Regions from separate parts of the Homo sapiens genome. Here region 2 is linked to region 1. A link is a contact called in ENCODE Hi-C or POLR2A ChIA-PET data. All regions are on one chromosome and are shown on one strand. Each heading gives the region's core, a stretch centred on a gene start or an enhancer-like site at or near the end of the contact. The rest is flanking DNA. Distances are from core to core; before and after follow the strand shown. Region 1 overlaps CLASP1 (cytoplasmic linker associated protein 1). Region 2 overlaps NIFK-AS1 (NIFK antisense RNA 1).

Region 1 (7,139 bases), core at 4,616-7,115:
CCAAGATAAATCACTAAACTCTGATATCGTGTATTTGTATTATGTGGCGCTCCAAAGGTATTTCTTTTCTTTCCTAACACCTCTTTGTAGTCCAGATTTGTCTTTAGATTTCATGGCTTAGTCATAGCATGATGAGAGGATAATTAGGGTAGAGATTTATTTGCCCGTTTCACACATTTTGTGTTTGTGTGTATGTGAAGATAAGATGTGCCAGGGAGTTAAAGGGAGAAAAATTCTATTCCCTGCCTTCAAACTAGTGATTATAGCAGAGGAGACGTTTGCACGGGAGGACCTCGTGTCGTACATTACAGCCAACCAGTTACAAGAGATGCAGAGTGCTGAGTCCAGGCTGCCCTTCTGTGGGAGGTAACTAGCGAAAGCTTCTGGAAATGGTGGCCCTGGAGCTGGATCTTATAAGATAGGCAGGATTTGGTCATGTAGAAGTAAACTTTCCAGGTGGAAATAGTGCCGAGCAATGCTGGAGCAGTCTGGAGAAGTTCCACTTTGGCCCATGGATCATGTGTACTGAAGCTCTGGGGTACTCTCCTTCCCCCTATTCTTGGGAAGCTCCCAGAGGGCAAGGGCTTTGTTTTGTTCAGTCTGTATGCTGAGCATCAGGACAGGACAGTGCCTGGCCCACAGCGGTGCTCGACTGTTTGTTCAGTGAGTGGAAGAAGCTGAGGATAATGAAAGTAGCTAACGTTTATGGAACAGTTCTGCATACTAGGCCTGTGCAGAGCTCTTTTAGGCAAATTGTTTTCCTTCATCCTCACAACCATCTTGTTAGTTGCTGTTGTAATTCCCCTTTAATAGGTGAAGATAAGTGGTAGAGCTGGCATCTGAAATGGGGCTATCTGTGTTCAGAACCCAAACTCTTCCCCTGAACTATGCTTCCTAGAGAGAGATTGGTGCCCAGCCTCAGAGGGCGTGAAGGCCACACCAGGGCTGTTAAGCTGTTTTTTAAGCAGGCTCTGAGGGTTCATTGAAGGTTTTTGAGCAGGCTTCTAGGGTGTTCCAAGTTGTGTCTTGGAAAGTAAAAAAATTATGGTGGTGTCTCAGCCAACTTGGGGATGAGTAAGAGGTTCCTAGAAAATAGTCCAGTGGGTAAGAGGTAATGAGATTGAGGATGGATTACTGGAATGTTAGGGGAACTAGTTGGGTACTAGTTTGAGCATTTGGCATTGGTAGGTAGTTATTATCAAAATTACTAGTGGCATCTGAAAGTAATTTAAGACATGAGCTTGTGCTTTGCACACAGTAAATCCTCAATAAAATGATTATAGTTTGTCTACAATGCTTACTGTTTTGGAGCTTTGAATCTCGCTCACCTAAGGAAGTCCTGTTTGCAGACATCTTGGGCATTTTGCTTATAAACAATATTTCTTTAGTTCTCTGCTATAGTTCTACTTGAAAACCCAGTCTTTCAAGAAAAACAAGAGAGGACCAAGTTGTTTCCACTTATTGCTTACGTTTTACAGACTATTACTTTTAACACAAAATATGGTGCAGCACAGAACACATTACAGAGCAATACAGTTTGCAAAGTAATTACAGGATTTATAAACATGGGAATTCACATTATACACCTAGCATGTGATCTGATAACGGGGTCCAAGAAATGCAAGGCACCTTGAGGTCTGGCCTGTGGTCCCACTGCTTTCGTCCCCATTTCTCTTTTTGCACCCACACATCTACCCCCTCTTGTGGGAGGACTTTGAGATGATTGCTTCAGAGGCACCTGAATAGTTTATAGGCTGGTCTCATTAGAATTGTTTGGTAGCTTGGATTAAAGCAGTGAAATGTGAGAAGGGTGCTGGAGGTCCATTAATAGGACTCACAGCTGTCAGTCTCAGAGCCCAGTGCTAGCTCCTGCTGTGTGCTTGTTTCTGGCCGTCCCTGAAACAACCCTGCAAGAAAGTTCACTTGTGCTTTTTGGGTGTTTTCTCTTCGGAAAAGAGATAAATCCTAGGGCCCTTGTTTTAGTACCTTACCTGTGGATAACTACAGCAAACTGATGCAAACAGGGAAAGGACTTAGAACAAGTTTTAGGGCCGTTCTGCTCTTAATGTGTGTTCTGACTGTCAGTATTGCTGTCAGCATCTAGACTTGAGCATGCAGATCTGCTGATCATGCCTGATGATCTTTGATTTGAGTTGCTAAGTCAGATAATGCCAGAATTGGAGCGGCCTAGTGAAAAAAGGCTCTGGGCTCACAGTATGGGGCATCAGCTGTCTCTGCAGCTCTCAGGGCTCTGACAGCCTGTCCCTGCCAAGGGAGGGATGAGCATGGAAGGTCACAGCAAGTTCAGTGGGAAAGTGGCTTCAGGGCAGAGCTTTGGTTGGCTGTGGATGTGGAGGAAGTTCATTTCAAAGCTCATTTAGAGAGGGTTTAAAAACAAATTTCTTAAAAAAAGTGCATCTCCTTTTATGTGAACACAGCTGCTGCATGGGGCTGTGATAGTGCCTCCTGGACTTGTGCAACAAGGCAGCCCTGGTAGAAATACTATACCGATTGCTTTTGGCAAATTTGATTTACTGGAGAAAGTAGTCACATGAGTTATTCTGCATGTTTACTGAGACCCTCCTTGGTCTTGTGAATACAGAGCAGAATGAGACCTAGTTCCTGCCCTGAGGAACTCATGCCTAGGGAGACCCTATATCCACGTAGCCTGGGACATTCCCTGTTCATGCCTCTTGTCCTGGTATAAGAGTACGCCCTTTGAATCTCAAAGTTCCTGACTTCAGATGATAAATTATGTGGTTACCTTATTCATAGTCTAGTGGTGGGAGGCAAATATGTGAACTTTCATCTCATCACAGAATTGAGCCTCTGTGCAGGGGCCCCAGCCTGGCCTGTTGATAGGCCTCCTCCTCGTCTTTCCCCACCTGTGTATACAACTTCTTTTCTCTGACAGTGGCAGTCCCCTTGTCCACCTGCATTCTCCTGCTTATCCCAGTGTCCCAGTGCTTCTTGCCCCATAGCTGCCACAGGAACCCAGAACTTATTTAGGGACCAGGAGGATAAGCTTTCATGCCAACTGCAGCCCCTTTGGAGCATATTCTGGGTTGTGGCTTTCCCTCTCTTTTCTTCTTCTCAAATTGTGTTTGGGGAAAAATTTATTTGCTGATGGCTGCTTGTGTTCTACCAATGCCTCACTTCTCTGAGTTGTTTCGGTGATAATCTGTACTTCTGTCATTCTGATGGGCTGTCAGGAGCAAAAGTTGATGAAAATGTGTGCTTGGTTTCCCGTGTTTAACTGGTATAGCTTTGGACTTGGATTCCTAATTCTCTCCACCCCTGGGAATAAAATATCGTACCATAGAGAGAGCTGGGCTTTAGAGCCCCTTGGACTTGGATGTGAGTACAGGTGATAAATCTGTCACTAAAACAGGGTAAATCAATACAGGGTGATGACCAAGGCCCTTTCTGACTAAAATCTTTGATAATTCTTCTTCAGTGGTTCTAAGTTAGGGTGAAGTCCTTAATTATAGAACTCAAACCATTTTAGTCATGATATGAGATTGTCCAGTGCTGGGCCAGAGAGGTTAAGTGACAGGGTCTCAGAAAGAATAGATTCCTAAAACATGGTTCGTACATGGAACATTTATAGAAGAATGGATAAATGTTAGCTCCCTACCCCGCCGCCACCTTTTTTTGTTTTTCCTCATTGCCTTTAGCTAATCAGTGAATTCCTCATTTGGAATAATTACCTCATGAATGATGTGGTTTGGCTTTGTATTCCCACCCAAATCTTATCTCATAATTCCCACACATTGCAAGTGGGACCTAGTGGGAGATGATTGAATCATGGGGACAGGTCTTTCCCATGCTGTTCTTGTGATAGTGAATAGGTCTCACAAGATCTGATGGTTTTAAAAATGGGAGTTTCCCTGCACAAGCTCTCTCTTTGCCTGTTGCCATCCACGTAAGACATGACTTGCTCCTCCTTGCCTTCCCCCATGATTGTGAGGCCTCTCCAGCCATGTGGAACTGTAAGTCCAATAAACCTCTTTCTTTTGTAAATTGCCCAGTCTTGGATATGTCTTTATCAGCAGCATGAAAACAAATGAATACAATGAACTTTCATTTTCACCCCTTGCTCATTCTTTTTTGTTTATTTCTCCCAAATTTGGTTTTGCTTACTTTTGAAATTTGAAATCAGGATTAGATAAGAGTGGGAGGTAATATAAAAGAAGCTAATTTCCCCAGAGCTGAGAATTTGTTCCAAGTTCTCAGGGCCTTTTTGTTTTACAAAAAGTTGGAAGTTAAAAGAAATTAAAGCAGCAAATTTATTTTTGATTTCCATATCCTACCTCTAAGCTTTCTATGCTAGAACAAGTTAGCATATTTTTTAATAAGAGAATTCATTAAGTGTGTCGGCATGTTAATTTTTCATTTTTTGGCTAAAAGCATGGTATGTTTGAAAGCATGAGTGAAATTCTGGAATGGAAGAGGTGATGCTCAATCCAGACATGAGGTTTCTGCTGATTCTTTCTGCCTCCTCTTTAAAAGTGCTACTGGCCTTTGACAAAGTCTTGTTGCTTTATACATCTCCTTTTTCAATGTGATGTAGACTCTTTCAACAAATCATCAGGCGGTCGTTTCTTGACAGCCTGTTCAGCATAATATAAACTATCCTATGAAAAAAGTGGAGAAAAATCAAGTGCCCACTTATGTTATCCTTGAGTGTTGTGGTTAGAGGTCAGAGAAGGGAGAGAGAAGTGAAGGCTACTTGGCATTGGGGGAAGCCTCCAGTTGAGAAGAGATGCCTTGTACTTGATTTGAAAGGGGTCAGTTGGGAGGGAGGGCACACCTTAGGAGTGTGACACCAGATGGGGCAGGTACATTGCCCATCCCCAACCCCAGGAGCCTCAGCCAAGTGCCTCTGGGGAAGTGTCAGTCACGTGATTAGCTTGGCCTGTGTTGGGACTGTCATTGGGACTCAAAAAGATGTGTGCATATAACATTTTAAATTTAGAAGAGACATGAAAAATAATTTAGAACAACTTCATTTTACAGATGGAGGAACTGAAGCCTGGAAAGGACAGCTGACCTCCTTTCCAGATTCTGAAAGAATAAAATCGAAAGCAGGAGAGGGTTCTCTGTACCAGGCCACATCATTGAAAGACAAAACCTGAACAATAATAAAACCCCAGAGGACAAAAGCCAAGCTTAAGTGAAATTTGCCTGTTGTGCTTCTGTGCTTATGTTTGATCTCCTAGTAAATAATTGAAGAGTTTGAGGTAGTTCCCCAGTGGAAAGGTTTCTAGAATAGAGATTTGTCTGAAAATGTTCAGAAGAGCTGTTCAGTATTCTACTCAGTTGATTTTATGGAGGGAGTCATAGGACTCTCAGTGTTGGAGTAACTAGTTGTGTTGTAGCCTGTCATGGCTTTGGAGTGATTTGTTCTTTGCTGGATGACTAGATAAATCAGTAAAGACAGAATTCAGGAAAAGGGATGAGAGATGGAATGGGGAGGAGACTCAGATTTAAAGAATGCCTTGTGCTAGGCCACGTGCTGAGCATTTTCTATAAGTCAGTTCCCCAAGTCCTCTGAAGAACTCAAATCCTTCAGCACATGTTTGTTCCGCACAGGTTAGCAGTGGTCACAGGCAGGCCCTGAGGGTGGACTGCCTGCCCAGGTTCCTGTGCTGTGGCTGGCGCTGGGCTTTGCTCAGAGGAGTCAAGGAGAAGTCACTTGGCCCCAGCTCTAAGAAGACTTGCTGTCCAGGACAAAGATTGTCAAGCTGTTTCTCTAAGGTTCATAGTGAGAAATCCGTTTTATGTTGCAACCTGTAGGAACACATTAGTCCCACAGTCAGAAGTAAAACATTTCATCTCAAGAAAAACCACAGAAGACAAAGAATACTTGTCTAACATTAAGCCCTAACATAATGTAGTTTTGAGCCCCTTTCTTGTAAATTGCCAGATTCCCTAATGAAAACAGCTTTACCTCTGATTTTTGCAATCCTGATGCCTGCAGACATGTAATAACCCTTGTAGATAAGCCACTCAAAGGTAGGAAACTGATGATTTTCTTCAAGGGAGAATAGTGAGTGTATCAACTCTAACTTTGGCATTTCCTTTCCCCTTTAAATACTTGCACCATCCTTTATTTAGAGAGCCCAGTATTTCAGAAGGCCTGACTCACTTGCCCTTATCTCCATCTAAATCAAGGTTTCCAACCCCTGGCTCAGAAGCCCAGGACAGTTTTGAATGTGGTCCTACACAAATTCACAAACTTTGTTAAAACATTATGAAATTTTTTTGCAATTTTTTTTTAAGCTCATCAGCTGTCATTAGTGTTAGTGTATTTTATGTGTGGCCCAAGACATTTCTTCTTCCAGTGGGGCCTAGGGAAACCAAAAGATTGGATACTTTTGATCTAAATATTTGTCTTATTGTTCCATTTTGTCTCTAGTTTTTCTAATAGTGATCGTATGAGATCAGTGCACTGCAAGCTACTCTTTTTTAGTCACTGCAGTATTTAAGGTAAGAGAAAAGAAAGCTTTAAGATAGATTTTACAGTAGTAATTCTTTGCCTAGAATAATAGTCATGAGTCTTAATCCTGGTTCCCAGGTAGTTAAGGAGATATAGTTTCTAAAGATCAAACCTATAGTATACCTTTATTATTACTTTTTCAACTTTGTATTATGAAAATTGCAAAACATTGGGCTGCGTGTGGTGGCTCATGCCTGTAATCCCAGCACTTTGGGAGGCCGAGGTGGTTGGATCACCTGAGGCCAGGAGTTCGAGACCAACCTGGCCAACATGGCAAAACCCTGTCTCTGCTAAAAATACAAAAATTAGCTGGGCATGGTGGCCCATGCCTGTAATCCCAGCTACTCGGGAGGCTGAGGCAGGAAAATCACTTGAACCCAGGAGGCAGAGGTTGCAGTGAGCCAGGATCGTGCCATTGCACTCCAGCCTGGGCTCCGTCTCAAAACACAAAAAACAAACAAACAAAAAAAACAAAAATTAGCCAGTTGTGGTGGCAGGCTCCTGTAATCCTGGCTACTTGGGAGGCTGATGCAGGAGAATTGCTTGAACCTGGGAGGCAGAGGTTGTGGTGAGCTGAGATCGCGCCACTGCACTCTAGCTTGGGCGAAAACAAAAAGAAAATTGTGAAACGTACACA
Region 2 (6,884 bases), core at 269-2,768, 160 kb before region 1:
GACGTTGCAGTGATCCGAGATCGTGCCACTGCACTCAAGCTTGGGAAACAGAGTGAGACTCCATCTCAAAAAAAATAAACACCAAAAATACAAAAAATTAGCCAGGCTTGGTGGCCGGCACCTGTAATTGCAGCTACTCAGGAGGCTGAGGCAGGAGAATCGCTTGAACCCGGGAGGTGGAGGTTGCAGTGAGCCGAGATCACCACTGCACTGCAGCCTGGGCACCAAGAACAAACTCCATCTCAAAAAAAGAAAAATACAAAAAATTAGCCGGGCGTGGTGGCAGGCGCCTGTAATCCCAGCTACTCGGGAGGCTGAGGCAGAAGAATCACTTGAACCTGGGAGGCAGAGATTGCAGTGAGCTGAGACCGTGCCATTGCACTCCAGCCTGGGCAACGAGCGAAACTCCATCTCAAAAAAATTAAAATAAAATGGAGTGTCAGCACCCAATTTCTTGACAGGAAAATGAGGCTGTAACTAAAGTAAGTTTCCAAGTGGCTTGTTAGCCAAGCAAGGAAAGCCATTTAGCAATGATGAGATAATTGTGTTTGATTCCAACAGCAGAAGAAATGTGGCCAGAGAAAATAAACTTGTTGATGTTGTTGTTGTTGTTGTTGTTAGAGACAGGATCTCACTCTGTGGCCCAGGCTGGAGTGCAGTGGCATGATCATGACTCGCTATAGCCTCTGCCTGCCAGGCTCAAGTGAACCTCCCCGCTCAGTTTCCCAAGTAGCTGGGACCACAGGCACACGCCATGATGCCCAATTAACTATTTTTGGTAGAGACGTCTCACTTTATTGCCTGGGCTGGTCTTGAACTCCTGATCTTAAGCCGTCTTCCCTCCTCATCCCAAAGTGTTGGGATTACAGGCATGAGCCACCAAAATAAACTTAGAACTGTTGGCCTTTTGGTGAAAACAGTTGCTTGAGGAAGCAACATCAATAGTTTAAAAACAAGACAAATGATTTTGAACGTTTTCCTTGGCTCCTGAGGGGCTAACAGGTGTTACCAATACTGCTTAGTTGATCATTCGAAGAGTCATTGCCGAGTTGGAAGTGTTAGGGCGATCAGTTTATTTCAGTTTGCCCAGAACCTTTCTGGCTTGAACACTGAAAGTCTCACTTTCTGGGAACCTCCTCAGTTCCAGGAAAATTGGACCTTAGAAGTCACCCTGGAAGTGACTGAACAATTAGCCTCTGAATAGTCTGTGGAGCAGCTGTAAGCAAAAATGTTTTCAAAGTTGAAAGATTTATTATAACCTGAAGTGGGATTTGCCAAGTTGGGCCACAACTGATAGCGGCAAAAATACGTAGATAGTAGAAAAGGGCTTAGTCGAACAAATTTCCCATTTGTGAAAATACAGGGTATTTGAAGGCTAGTCATTGCATGAATTACCAGCAGGTGCTTTTCAGAAAATACATGAACCTATCGTGTCATTGAAGCAGTAGTCACCAGTGCACTTCATTTGTTCCCATGGACTTGGCCATCATCAGCAGTTCCGTGGATTGACAGAAATAGAAACAGAACATCCTGACTCACCCTGCCTACCACACAGCAGTTTGAAGGCTTAGCAGTGATAAAGATTTACCTAGACTTTCTGAGTTCAGGGCCAAGATTTAAAATTTGTGAGTGAGAACATTCTGTTAACTATTATCATCAAATACTGAACAGGTTCAGAAAGTAGATTTTGCTGCAAACTTGCTGTTTCTTCATGAATTTAAGTCAATGAGTTCAATTTAGAATTAAAAGGCAAAGCCACTTACATTCAAAACTTACAAGGCTGAAAAGTCATTTTGATGACAACATTTGAATCACGAGTAATATCAAGCTATTTTATATACTTCCTGTGCTGTGGAGAGTTAAAAGCCGTGAGATCTGCATTCCCACACAATATTTATAGCAGATGTATTTTCCAACCTCAAACTGTGCTTCCAATAGTGTTTTCAAACTTCAGTAAAAGTGCAAAGGAAATTTCCATATTTCGAAATCTACGTTAACTGAGGGACTATAAAGCTTCCACCCATCTTTCAACAGAAGATGACTAACGGCAGTGTAATAACATGCTAACACATACCACGACAGAAAGGTAATAGAATTCTACAAATGATTTTCAAGTGAGGAATATACTCAATTGAAATCATACTTGGCCAGGGGCGGTGGCTCACGCCTGTAATCCCAGCACTTTGGAAGGCCGAGGGGTGGATCACCTGAGGTCAGGCATTCAAGACCAGCCTGGCCAACATGGTGAACCTTGTCTCTACTAAAAATACAAAAATTAGCTGGGCATGGTGGCAGGCGCCTGTAATCCCAGCTACTAGGGAGGCTGAGGCAGGAGAATCACTTGAACCTGGGAGGCGGAGGTTGCAGTGAGCCGAGATAGAGCCATTACATTACAGCCTGGGTGACAGAGCGAGACTCCGTCTCCATATATATATATATATATATATATATATATATATATATATGGTGAACATCGCAAGCAATGTTGATTGGAAACACTAGCTTCACACCTTCTACAAAAATGAACTCAAAATGTATCACAGACCTAAATGTAAAACATAAAACTAAAAAACTTTTTAGAAGAAAACAGAAAAATCTTCATGACCTGTGTTTAGGCAAAGAGTTAAACATGAAACCAAAAGCATGATCTATAAAAAGGAAAAGTTGATAAATTGGACTTAATCAAAATTTAAAACTTGCTTGGTGAGGAGTCTTTCTGAACCTATTCTGGTTCAGGGCTGCCCAGTTAAAAACAAAAAAAACGCCAGGCGCCCAGTGGCTCACACCTGTAATCCCAGCATTTTGGGAGGCCGAGGTAGGCGGATCACCTGAGGTCGGGAGTTCAAGACCAGCCTGATCAACATGGAGAAACCCTGTCTCTACTAAAAATATAAAATTAGCCAGGTGTGGTGGTACATGCCTGTAATCCCAGCTACTCAGGAGGCTAGGGCAGGAGAATCGCTTGAACCCAGGAGGTGGAGGTTGTGGTGAGCCAAGATCGCACCACTGCACTCCGGCCTAGGCAACAAGAGCGAAACACTGTCTCAAAAAAAACAAACAAACAAAAACAAAAATGTGGCCGGGCATGGTAGCTCACTCCTATAATCCCAGCACTTTGGGAGGCCAACAACACAGGTGGAACACCTGAGGTCAGGAGTTCAAGACCAGCCTGGCCAACATGATGGAACCCCACCTCTACTAAAAATACAAAAATTAGCTGGATGTGGTTGTGCACGCCTGTAATCCCAGCTACTCAGGAGGCTGAGGCAGGAGAATTGCTTGAACCCAGAAGGCAGAGGTTGCTGTGAGCTGAGATCTTGCCACTGCACTTCAGCCTGGGTGACAGAGCAAGACTCTATCTCAGGGCAAAAAAAAAATTCTTGGTGAAAGACACTTAAGAGAATGAAAAGATAAACTAGATTGAGTGAAAATATGTGCAAAAGACTTTTTATCCAAAATAGACCTCTCAGGTGAGCACAGTGGCTCACACCTGTAATCCCAGCACTTTGGGAGGCAGAGGTGGGCAGATCACCTGAGGTCGGGAGTTCGAGACCAGTCTGACCAACATGGAGAAACCACATCTCTACTAAAAGTACAAAGATTAGCTGGCTGTGGTGGTGGGCACCTGTAATCCCAGCTACTCAGGAGGCTGAGGCAGGAGAATCGCTGGAACCCGGGAGGCAGAGGTTGCAGTGAGCCAAGATCATGCCACCACACTCCAGCCTGGGCAACTGGAGTGAAATTCTGTGTCAAAAAAAAAAAAAAAAATCAGCCAGGCGTGGTGGCACATGCCTGTAATCCCAGCTACTCAGGAGGCTGAGGCAGGAGAATCACTTGAACCTGGGAAGCCAAGGTTGCAGTAAGCTGAGATCATGCCACTGTACTCCAGCCTGGGTGACAGAGCAAGACTGACCCAAAAAAAAGAAAAATCTCTTAAAACAATCAGCCTGAATTGTCATAGAGAAACCTAATTTCTGCCTTTTGACCATAAAATAGGAAGTAATAATGACTTTTCAACGCTTGTACTCCATTTAAGGACTCAGGCGGCCGGGCACAGGGGCTCATACCTGTAATCCCAGCACTTTGGGAGGCTGAGGCAGGCGGATCATGAGGTCAGGAGTTCAAGACCAGCCTGGCCAGCATGGGGGAAACCCCTTGTCTGCTAAAAATACAAAAAAATTAGCCACGCGTGGTGGTGGGTGCCTGTAATCCCATCTACTTGGGAGGCTGAGGCAGGAGAATTGCTTGAACCTGGGAGGCAGAGGTTGCAGTGAGCCAAGATCGCGCCACTGCACTCCAGCCTGGGTGACAGGGCGAAACTCCATCTCAAAAAATAAAAATAAAAAAAGGACTCAGGCATAACATGAAGTATGCAATAATAATTAATGTTTATTACATGTTTGCATATGTAATGTTGCAGATGAGTAAACTGAAGCCCAGGGAGCTTAGGTAGCTTGCCCACAGATTGTCTATGGTGACCCAGTTGAACTGACTCAAGTTCTTAAAGTTTACTTTCAGTGAGATTAGCATAAATGCTAGATTATTCGTGGCCATGGAAAGGAAAAGGGCTGGGGTCAATGCTTCACGCCTGTCATCCCAGCACTTTGGGAGGCTGAGATGAGATGGAAGGATTGCGTGAGCCCAGGAGTTTGAGACACCAGTGAGCACTGGAGGGGACCACTGCACTCCAATCTGGGTAAGAGAGCAAGACCCCCCTCTCTAAAAATAAACAAACAAAAAACAGGGAGAAGTAAAAGACAAGACCTAGTGACTTTCCTTTGTTGTTGTTGTTTTTTTTGAGACAGTCTCGCTGTGATGCCTAGGCTGGAGTGCAGTAGTGTGATCTCAGCTCACTGCAACCCTCACCTCCCTGGTTCAAGCGATTCTCCTGCCTCAGCCTCCCGAGTCGCTGGGATTACAGGCGCCTGCCCCCACACTTGGCTAACTTTTGTATTTTTAATAGAGACAGGGCTTCACCATGTTAGCCAGGATGGTTTCAAACTCCTGACCTCGAGTGATCCACCCACCTCAGCCTCCCAAAGTGCTGGGATTACAGGCGTGAGCCACCGCGCCTGGCTGACTTTCCTTTTTTGCTGTTTTGTTTTTCTTCTCCAAGTTATTGGTAGAGGGACCTAGTGACTTTATGAATTGGGAGCAGAAATGGGGCACTGGGACACACATGGAATGAAGAAGGCTAACAAGATTTCTATTCTTAAATGCTCAGCCTTGAAATAACTCAGAGCAATATAACGCTAGGTGGCAATAGATCCCAGGCACTTGAAATTTACAGTCAGCCTGGCACGGTGGCATGAACCTGAGGTCCCAGCTTCTGAGAAGGTTGAAGCAGGCAGAGAAAATCTACAGTTAACTCATTGCACTTAAAGAGATTGGCAAAAATCCAAAATTATTAAAGGGGTTTATACCCTAGTGTTAACTTTTTTTTTTTTGAGATGGAGTCTTGCTCTGTTGCCCAGGCTGGAGTGCAGTAGCGCAATCTCGGCTCACTGCAACCTCCATCTCCTGGGCTCAAGTAACTCTCCTACCTCAGCCTCCCGAGTAGCTGGGATTACAGGTGCCTGCCACCACGCCCAGCCAATTTTTGCCTTTTTAGTAGAGATGGGGCTTCACCACATTGGCCAGGCTGGTCTTGAACTCCTGACCTCAGGTGATCCACCCGCCTCGGCCTCCCAAAGTACTGTGATTACAGGCATGAGCCACTGTGCACGGCTGGAGTCTCACTCTTTTACCCAGGCTGGAGTGCACTGGTGCGATCTCGGTTCACTGCAGCTTCCGCCTCCCAGGTTCAAGCGATTCTCCTGCCTCAGCCTCCTGAATAGCTGAGATTACAAGCACCCGACACGACACCTGGCTAATTTTGTATTTTTAGTACAGACGGGGTTTCACCATGTTGGCCAGGCTGGTCTTGAACTCGTGACCTCAGGTGATCCACCTGCCTCGGCCTCCCAGAGTGCTGGGATTACAGGTGTGAGCCACTGCGCCCGGCCTCAGCCCACCAATGTCTACACTACTACAGGACAGAAACTACCACTATCAAATGCCCCTTAAGCAATTTGGTGCTTAGGAAACATCTTTCCAATAATTGACAATTGGTGAAAATATATTTACCAAATGGGTTTGGGTCACCAGCAATACAACATTCCAATGACATGAACCATGAAAATATTTACCTTATGAATTTGTGTATAAAGATGAAGAAATATAACTTCGATTAATTTTACAATATTTATGGGCAAATTATTTATTTATTTATTTATTTTATATAGAGATGGAGTCTCACTATATTGCCCAGGCTGGTCTCCAATTCCTGGCCTCAAGCAGTCCTCCCACCTTGACCTCCCAAAATGCTGGGATTATAGGCGTGAGCCGCTGTGCATGGCCAAAGCAGTTTTGGTTTGGTTTGGTTTGTATTGGTTTTTAGAGACAGGATCTCACTGTGTCGCCCTGGCTAGAGTGCAGTAGCATGATAATAGCTCACTGCAGCCTCGAACTCCTGGCCTAAGGTGATCCTCCCACCTTGGCCTCCTGAGTAGCTGAAACTATGGGAACTTGCATGAGGCCCGGCTAATTTTTTTTTTTTTCTTGAGACGGAGTTTTGCTCTTGTCACCCAGGGTGGAGTGCAATGGCATGGTCTCAGCTCACTGCAACCTCGGCCTCCCTGGTTCAAGTGATTCTCCTGCCTCAGCCTCCCAAGTAGATGGGATTACAGGCATCTGTAGCCACCACGCCCGGCTATTTTTTTGTATTTTTAGTAGAAATGGGGTTTCACCATGTTGACCAGGCTGGTCTCAAACTCCTGACTGACCTCAGGTGATCTGCCCACCTCCCAAAGTACTGGGATTATGGGCGTGAGCCACCGAGCCCA

The links. Hi-C counts contacts between places; a loop is a spot of excess contacts on that map. ChIA-PET counts read pairs that join two places held with the same protein, here RNA polymerase II (POLR2A). Pooled maps may share reads with other maps.
Region 2: a pooled map shows a loop between it and region 1 (2.5-fold over the local background). The contact joins two enhancer-like sites. A Hi-C loop is called at or near these places in 3 of 50 pooled maps. POLR2A ChIA-PET finds 5 or more read pairs at or near these places in 10 of 52 experiments (GM10248, GM12878, H1 and 7 more).

Annotation. Positions count from the first base shown.
Region 1 is chr2:121,560,742-121,567,880 of GRCh38, reverse strand. The region is part of intron 2 of CLASP1 (cytoplasmic linker associated protein 1); the gene reads left to right. Among named protein-coding and RNA genes, the nearest start is that of RNU4ATAC, 33 kb to the right of the region's middle. Within about 2 kb of position 5,865, at least 4 of the 41 ENCODE cell types and tissues checked have a DNase peak (open chromatin) inside an H3K27ac peak, as active enhancers do.
Region 2 is chr2:121,717,290-121,724,173 of GRCh38, reverse strand. The region is part of intron 3 of NIFK-AS1 (NIFK antisense RNA 1); the gene reads right to left. Among named protein-coding and RNA genes, the nearest start is that of NIFK, 16 kb to the left of the region's middle. Within about 2 kb of position 1,518, at least 8 of the 41 ENCODE cell types and tissues checked have a DNase peak (open chromatin) inside an H3K27ac peak, as active enhancers do.